Linked DNA regions of Mus musculus: region 1 is linked to region 2. Evidence: chromatin contacts called from ENCODE Hi-C data. All regions are on one chromosome and are shown on one strand. Each heading gives the region's core, a stretch centred on a gene start or an enhancer-like site at or near the end of the contact. The rest is flanking DNA. Distances are from core to core; before and after follow the strand shown. Region 1 overlaps Cwc22 (CWC22 spliceosome-associated protein). Region 2 overlaps Plekha3 (pleckstrin homology domain-containing, family A (phosphoinositide binding specific) member 3).

Region 1 (4,153 bases), core at 231-2,730, 1.2 Mb after region 2:
GCGCTGGGAATTTTACTCAGGTCCTCTGAAAGAGCAGCCAGTGCTCCTAAGTGGCTCAGTGAGCACACACAGTATTGAGCCATATCAGTCTAACAAAATACCTTATAACATATAGATTTTCTCTATACAAGAATATCAGGTGCATTTAAAACACATTTCAAATCGCACCCAAGATGATCAAACAGTGACAAAAGGAAATGGGGTCAAGGCCATGGCCTTATCCCACTAAGCTTGATCAGGCTTTAAGGATAATTACTTACCACATTTTGGTTAATAAGATGTGCCACAAATTTTGAAGCAGTCAGGCAAAGTTGCTGAAAAATCAAAGTAAAGACAGTTAACCCATCAACTGTCATCAGTCTTCCTGTATCAATAATATGCTCTTTACAAGGGAACACAGGGAATCATTTTCATGCAGGAATAGTGACATGAAGTAGCTATGAAAGCTAAAGTAGAAGAAGTACACAGGCAGCCATCATCGAAGTGGCCAGAGGATATTTAGCAGACTGAGCAGTTTACACGTGAAGTCAGCACGCTCACTTTTATAGAGGCTGGCTTACTGGAACAACCTCATGCGACAATCTACTTATAAGCCACTCATACACACCTTATCGTTCCTTCGATAGCCTTTCCGAAAATTAAGAATTAGTCTCTTGAGGATCAATTCTCCAATCTGTGGGAATTTTGAGTTGATTATTGCCACCAAAGCTGCATAAACGTGAGTGAAGATTGGAGACGCACTCTGGGCTTGCAGAACAGATCTGGACAGCAATCCTCTATTCAAAATACAGCAAAAGTCAATAGTCAAACAAGCAATTTAAAAAAATATGTCAAATCAAGAAAAACTATTTTCTAATCATGAATAGTAAAAGCCCATTCGGAATTAAATCTTTACTTCATTTCCTAGGAAAAGAGTACATCTTGGTAATCAATTTTAAAAAATGCTTTTATGAAAATAAAATTGTAAAATAAAATGAGGTAATTTTTTTCAAAAATTTCTCTCTAAATAAAGTTACTGTTTTTCTATTCACATTTCATCTAATCAGATTTAAAGGATCAGGGCAGAGAAAAACATGATTGAAATATACTGTATGAAAAATATTTTAAATAAACTAAAACCAAAAAATAGTGGCATTAAAAACAAGTTGCTTGACGAGTATAAAATGTACACAGCATAAAGTTTCTGACATGAGTCCATCACTTAACATACAATAACTGTGCTGGGACACAGCTCTGAGCTGTTTCCTTCTGTTGGTGTAGGTTTAGCGGCACAAAGGTAAGGACACGGGTGACCTAAGATGAAGTGACAGACAACACAGTGGTAGAGTCGCTCACTCTTTATGTGTAAGAAAGAGAGTGAGAATTCCTGAGCTGCAAGAAGAAAGTGAACCTGGATTAAGACGGAAGCCAGGCAGGCCACTTGTCTATGCCTGCCTGGCCTGTTTTCCAGGTGAAGGGAACAGAGCTCTGCTATCTCCAAGGACAGTGGCAGGCTCCAGGCCAACCTTCTGTTCCCCAAAACACGGTTCCCTGAGCTTAGTCCTAGTTTTCAATGAGTATAATCAAGGTAATGTGAAATCACACATGACAGCACTCAGATTGAAAACTAAGAGATATGTGATATTTATTTCCATTTCTTTAATCTTTAAAACAAAACAAAACAAAAAAAAAACAAAAACACCACCAGCTGCTGGAATTCAAATAAAACATGATGATTCCCTTCATTTTTCTTCACATTTCTTGCTCATCTTCCCCAGCCACCCCCTTCTCACTCTGCTCTAATTAGAACGTGAACTGGAATAAAGGACAAAATAACAAACCGAAAGGTGACACCATCTCGGCAGCGATGCTGGGAACTCTGCCTGCAGGGTCAGGAACAAGCTATGCTGTTCATTAAACTACCCAAGTTCAATGGAGTACCCACCCATCCAAGTTCTAGTGGCATTTTCCAGAAGAAAAAAAGCTCTTAAAATTAAGAGTATAAAAAATACAAATAGCCAAAAAAAAAAAAAAAAAATCTTCAGGAAAGAAAGAAAAAGCAAGAGACACCTTTTACTTGATTTAAAACTTACTACTACACAAAGACATAGTAATAAAAACAGCATGGTACTGCCATAAAGCTTAATAGAAACCAACAGAGAACAGAACAAAACACCTAGAGATAAATTCATACATTTTTATTTAATTGTATTTTGACATAAAGGCAATGTGTTCCAAAGTGATAGGAAAGCCAGATGCCAACATGCAGAGAAATAAAAACATACTTTAATCTTACGCAACACACACAAAGCAATCTAAACTGATTAACAAACAGAATCTGTACAACTTCCAGGAGGGAAGCTTGACAATATCTGCCTGGATTGACACATTTCTAAACAGAACTAAATAACCCAAGAAAACTTGACAAATGGCACTGCACTGATCTAAAAGGCTCTGGACAGTGCTAGAAACCATGCAAGAAGCCAAGAGACAAATACAGATGGGAGAAAGGATCTGCAAGCCGTTTATCTCTTAAGGAGCTAATATCCAAAATATCTGCCAAAGTAATAAAACATTAGTTTCAAAGCCTGACAAAACATCTAACTAGACATTTCAAGACGATACAGACATGCTGACATGAAGCATCACCTATCAGACGAATACAGAGTCAAGGCACACGATGTATCGTCTCATACCTAAATAATGGCTGCCATAAAAATAACCAAAGGTGAGCGTTTCCAAGGAGGCAGAGAACAGGAAGCACACAGGGACTGTGAACAGGAATGCGCAGCAGTGCAGCCAGCAGGGAAGACTAAGCCTCTGAGCTACACCGCACACCCCCACACCATTACCCACAAGAGCCAAAGGGAGTGAGTGCCATGTCAATGACAGACAGGGAATGTCATTTACACAATGGAATGCCACTCAGCATTAAAAAAAATTAAAGAAATCCTGACACATGACAACACAGAATATACATATTAAAGTAGCACACTGTTACTAAAAAATTTATAAAGATTTTATGCCAATTAAAAAAAAATAAAGTGGTTTGAAATAGCATATTTTAATAATTGTTATGCCTCATGGATTTAAATTATTGGAGACATTCAATAAATATCCACGCAAAACTATGGCATGATAGCAAATCTCCAAAAGCACTGGTTTATTACTCTTGAACAACATGGTTTAAGTTATTTAACAGCCTACATTTAAAAAGAACTGTATTTCAAATAAACATTCACAAAAACCTTTAAAATGAAGTAGCATAACAAATCAATGCTTACTGTTCAGAGACATTATGCTTCTTTCAATGAGTTACTATGAAATATACAAGGTTCTGGCTACTTACCTCCCTCTGACAATGTTCTCTTGAAGGAGCTCTTGGATAATAATGCTTATATTAGAGATGTTGACCTTGTTGATGAGACCATTGATGGATTTCTTCAGAGCCTCCCAGCTCATCCTCTGATATGCTAAGCTAAAAAATACCAAAAGAAGGGACCGTCACATGGGACCTTGGAACTGACATGCTGTCTTGAGCATCTGAAAGACCTTCTGTTTAAGCAGATAGCTGGGAGCTGCCCAGCTGAAAGCTATAAGGCTGGGCTGCTTTAAACTTCCATTTGGGCATTTCAGCCTCGATTAGATGTATTACACTTAATAATGCCCAAGGTCTTTTAAAGCTCTTTAAGAACCTGTGATTTTTGTAATTACATCTCTGTAGGAAACCAGAGCCTTTTCCTCTATCTGCTTCTTTGAAGTCTAGTGAAATTAGTAGGCCTCCTGAAACGCATATAATACAAATGGTTACAACAGGTCCCCAGATAGTCATCAGAGCACAAAAAAAGAACAGGCTTGATCCAGTGTGCTCTGAGCATCTTCAGACAGAAAATATCAAGAGGTAGGAAGCCAAGTACCAATCTGAATTCCAAGTAACACGGCCATACCCAGTATTGCACAGTATCCATAATGTACTCTTTGGGACTGTATACTATAGTTACACTTCCAGTAGAAAGAAATGCTAAAATTTAGTTAGGGATTAATAAAAATTAAAATGCATTTTTCCCAATCCAGATTCTTGATCTGACTGCCTGAATTTCCTGTAGGGAGCTACGGAAAGCTGGAGTGAGGCAGTCCTGCAGAGAGCAGCAGTGAGGTGGGCGCTGCTGGGTAT
Region 2 (4,495 bases), core at 714-3,213:
ACCGCTTTATGCTGCATGTATTGTGGGGAGCAGAAGTGTCAGGTCCCCTGGGAGCTGGGTTACAGGTGGTTGTGAACTATTCAGTGTGGGCTCTGGGAGGCAGGTTTAGGCGCTGCCTGTTATCAACAATAATGTTCACCATGCTGAGCTGTCTCCTCCGTCCCTCAGAGGGAGCAGCTCTGAGGGAAGTGACTGTGAAGGTCCATCTGGGTCTTCAAGCCTGTCATTCCAGCTGTTGGGCCAGAACTATCCGTTACTGTTGTAACTGGGGACCTTGTCAGCTGGCAACTGCTGTCAAAAATATAGATGTTAGATGTTGGGTCCATGTGTATAAAAATTGCTAAACCTTTAGTATAAACAGTCTCCCTGTCACCTTGATAAACTGAGATAGTCTGTTTTATTCATGCTAACCTTTATTTTTTGGTGGGCAAGTTGGGCCTTCTAAATGATGTTCTGTGCTGGGCAGTGGTGGCGCACGCCTTTAATCCCAGCCCTTGGGAGGCAGAGGCAGGCGGATTTCTGAGTTTGAGGCCAGCCTGGTCTACAGAGTGAGTTCCAGGACAGCCAGGGTGACACAAAGAAACACTGTCTCGAAAAAAACAAAAACAAAAACAAAAAACAAAATAAATGATGTTTTGTGTTCATCATAGTTGTGGCATGTTCTGCTAAGACTTTTTTTTTTAAACATGTCATTTTACATTTATGGTTTTAAGGCTTGGACGTCGGGCCTACGTATATGTGGGCAGTTGCTCACTAAGCTTCATCCTTGTTTGGATACATGCTTTAGGACCCTATCTGAGGCTTAGGTTCCTGAGTTCTTTCCAGACGTCACTTGCCAACGCTGCCCTCCATGAAGGCCGCAGTGACACACAGGTGCACAGGAGCTCCCTGATAGTGAGTGGCAGAGGGAAACTTCACTGCCACCTCTACTCATGACCCTTAGGAAAAGGAGAAAAGGACAGTTATTAAGAGTATTTTCTGGTCAGGCAGTGGTGGCGCATGCCTTTAATCCTAGCACTTGGGAGGCAGAGGCAGGTGGATTTCTGAGTTTGAAAAAAAAAAAAAAAGAGTATTTTTAGTATTTTTTGGGTCTGAAAAGATGGCTCAGCGGTTAAGAGCACTGCCTTCTCTTCCTAGAGGACCCAGGTTCGATTCCCAGGGCAGCTCATAATTGTCTGTAACTCCTGTTCTAGGGCCTCTGACACCCTCATACAGACAGACATGCAGGCAAAACTACATACAAAATAAAAGTAGATACATTATTTTTTTTAATTAATTAATTAATTTATTTATTATATGTAAGTACACTGTAGCTGTCCTCAGACACTCCAGAAGAGGGAGTCAGATCTCGTTACGGATGGTTGTGAGCCACCATGTGGTTGCTGGGATTTGAACTCCTAACCTCCGGAAGAGCAGTCAGGTGCTCTTACCCACTGAGCCATCTCACCAGCCTGATAAATTATTTTTAAAAAGTAGTTTCGGGTTTGCTAGATACTCCTTTTTATTATAAAGATGACTCTTAGGTTAGTTTTGTATATACTATTTATACTTTCATATATTACATAATCTACGCAGCAGTAGAATTTTAGTATTTTTTGGTATGTGTTGGGGAATTTCCAGTTAATCATTACTAGGGAGAAAGTTTGACATTGTGTGGGGTTTGGTACTTGAGCCTATAGAAGATAAGTAAATAAGTTTATCTTAATTATTGTAATTTAGAGGTGCATCATTCTCTCTGACTACAGATTGAGCTCAGGCCTTTTCTCTTTCACATTTCTAGATGAAGCGTTCAGCCAGCCACCCTGGTTCCTGCAGTTCCGAGAGGTAAGCTAACCATGTCTTCTGGCTGAGTTCTGTCTGCGTAACACCTCCCTGGAGAAGTTCAGGCCTGTGCCTGCTGTTGTGGATGTCAGCTCTGTGGAGTCGGACTGGTAGTTCTTGTGTCAGGGGCTGGCTTCATAAAAGAGAATGGAAAGGAAAACTACATGTATGAAATAACCTGGAGGGACGCCAGCCCTGTTGGCTGTTGTAGCTTCTCAGGTTTGAAGTAATATCAAGAAGTATGGGGCAGTGAAAAGGCCAGCAGGTAAATGTGCTCGCCACTAGGCAATACATTTTGTAATATATATATATATATATATATTACATATACACGTGTGTGTGTGTCTAGAGAGAAATTTGGTGTGTTGAATGTCTACAACTGAGGATATTTATCTCCATGTTTTATAGAACCCTATTTTCCTGCTAGGCTGTTACTGAGAAAGCACTCACTGAAAGAGAGGAAGTCATATTCATATCAGCACAGTGAAAGCCTTCCGGGTGGATCCTGGCAGTGTCCCAGCTGTTGGGACACTGTGTTTCCTTCCCTGGCATCCCCTTCCTCCCCCGGCGTCCCCCTCTTCCCCTGGTGTCCTCCTCCCAGTGGCTGGGCCTACCCTCTCTGTTGTCTGGAAAGTGATGAAATCAAGTTTCTTCAGCGTTTATTTTTCCATGCTGACGAATTCAGTCCTGAGTTGTTTTGTCTTTTCCTCTGGTAATTATATAATCCTTATCGAATTGATCTGCTCAGGGGAAGCCAGTAACCTGTATCCATGTATCCAGCTCTGTCATGGTATAAAGCGTTTTAACAGCTGAACCTTACAAAACAGTGGAAACTAAGTGATTTGGTGGCAAACATTTGTTTTGGTGATAGACGTTTCTAAGCTGTATAATGTTTCTAAGCTGTATTTCATCTTTTTTTCCTTAGAAAGTTAGTTGTAAAAAGACTACAAAGATACTGTTTTTTCTTGGATCTGGCAAGGTTGTACAGTAATATTGAGCCATCTGAAAACAGAAGCTGAGATGCAGTTAGGCAGCTAGGTGGGTTTTTTGTTGTTTTTGTTTATTTATATGAGTACACCATAGCTGTCTTCAGACACAGATTCCATTACAGATGGTTGTGAGCCACCATGCTGGGAATTGAACTCAGGACTTCTGGAAGATCAGTCAGTGCTTTTAACTGCTGAGCCATCTCTCAAGCCCATTAGGTGATTTTGCTTTCTGTGTTTGCATGTTTACACTGGAAGAAAAAAAATTTTTTTTGAGCCACTGCATAACCACTGAACCATCTCTCTAGCTCCAAGACTGATTTTAAAAAACAGGTTTGTTTTGTTTTGATGGCAGGGCCTTATGTAGCACAGGCTGGCCTCAAACTGTCTACACAGTCCAGCATGCCTGATCCTAATTCTGCTCTTCCCCACTCAGTGCTGGGACCAAGGTACAAGCCTCCATACCTGGTTTATGCAGGGCTGGGTTCAATCTCAGGGCTTCCTGCATCCTAGTTAAATACCCTACCAACTAAGCTGCACACTTAGCCCTGAAAAATGTTTTTCCTAGCTTCCATGTCACCATCTTTATGTTCTGTTTCTGCTGTCAGTGAATTTACATCTGAACATCTCTCATCTTGTTGGCATCCCCTTCAGCCTGCCTTTTTTTGTCAGTTAAAGGTTGGCGTTAGATATATGCACTTGTGAAATCTCTAACTTAAAGCTCAGATATTTGCAAACCACCTCTGTCTGCTGCTTCAGTGGACACTCTTCCTAGAAGCACGTCTTTGTCCTCCTTTCCCATTTAGAACATGACCTGAGAGTTTCTGCCTGAATTCCAGGTCTCCACGCTTCACTTCTGAACGATAGCCGGTTGCTAACGTAACGACTAAACATCAGAAGAGTGCCTCATTTGTTTAAAGCCTTTTTTTTTTTTTTTTTTATTTTTTTTCGAGGCCGGATCTTCCCATGTAGCTCTGGCTATCCTGAAACTTGCTCTGTAGACCAGGCTGGCCTCCAACTCCCAGACATCCTCCTGCTTCTGCCTCTGGAGCGCTGGGATTAAAGGCACGCACTACCACACTTGGCCCTAAAGAGAAGCCATTTAACATCCCAGTCAGGAAAGGTTCTTCTCACAGTTTAATGCCCCACAGCTTAACACTTTTCATTTGATGTGCAGGAGCAGCTGCTCCATCAAAGAACCAGCATCTGCCCTCCACCGACTTCCTCAGCGACGCCGCAGAACCTACTCGGACACAGACTCTTGTAATGATGTTCCCCCTGAAGACCCAGAGAGTGAGTTCCACAGCTCTGTTTCTTTCTTTGTCCATGCTAGCCAAACTGGCACCAGCAGCAGGTTCTGGTAGTTCCTGGGGCTGAAGCTTCTGTCCCTTGGTGTCATTGGAACAGTGTACTTGGCTCTTCGGTGAGTTCCTCAGAGGGAAGTGAACCCCACAGTCCCCTGCTGCTCACAGCTTCTCCCAGGAGCTTTGTCACCCTGCTTATTCTGTTACGGGATGCTGACCCTCGATGCTGACTCTTGTTGGTAGGCACTTTCTCTTAGAGACGGTTAGTGAATATGTTTTTATTCCCACTACATTTCCATTTCAAAGTATTGGAGAAAAAATCCTTAGTTGTAGGTGGAATCCAAGAGGAAAGTAAAGGTCTAAATATACAGAGAAATTAGCTAC

What was found. A loop is a pair of places that touch in the nucleus more often than their neighbours do.
Region 1: a loop to region 2 is called in a map of T-helper 17 cell, with 6 times the contacts of the local background. The contact joins two enhancer-like sites. A Hi-C loop is called at or near these places in 3 of 37 maps with a recorded cell type or tissue (T-helper 1 cell, T-helper 17 cell and regulatory T cell).

Annotation. Positions count from the first base shown.
Region 1 is chr2:77,923,880-77,928,032 of GRCm38, forward strand. Cwc22 (CWC22 spliceosome-associated protein) reads right to left here. Exons shown (of 20, transcript NM_001362658.1): 6 at 3,329-3,457; 7 at 608-776; 8 at 261-314. Among named protein-coding and RNA genes, the nearest start is that of Cwc22, 20 kb to the right of the region's middle. Within about 2 kb of position 1,481, at least 1 of the 3 ENCODE cell types and tissues checked has a DNase peak (open chromatin) inside an H3K27ac peak, as active enhancers do.
Region 2 is chr2:76,688,665-76,693,159 of GRCm38, forward strand. It overlaps Plekha3 (pleckstrin homology domain-containing, family A (phosphoinositide binding specific) member 3), which reads left to right. Exons shown (of 8, transcript NM_031256.3): 6 at 1,781-1,824; 7 at 3,985-4,100. Among named protein-coding and RNA genes, the nearest start is that of Gm39860, 15 kb to the left of the region's middle. Within about 2 kb of position 1,964, at least 1 of the 3 ENCODE cell types and tissues checked has a DNase peak (open chromatin) inside an H3K27ac peak, as active enhancers do.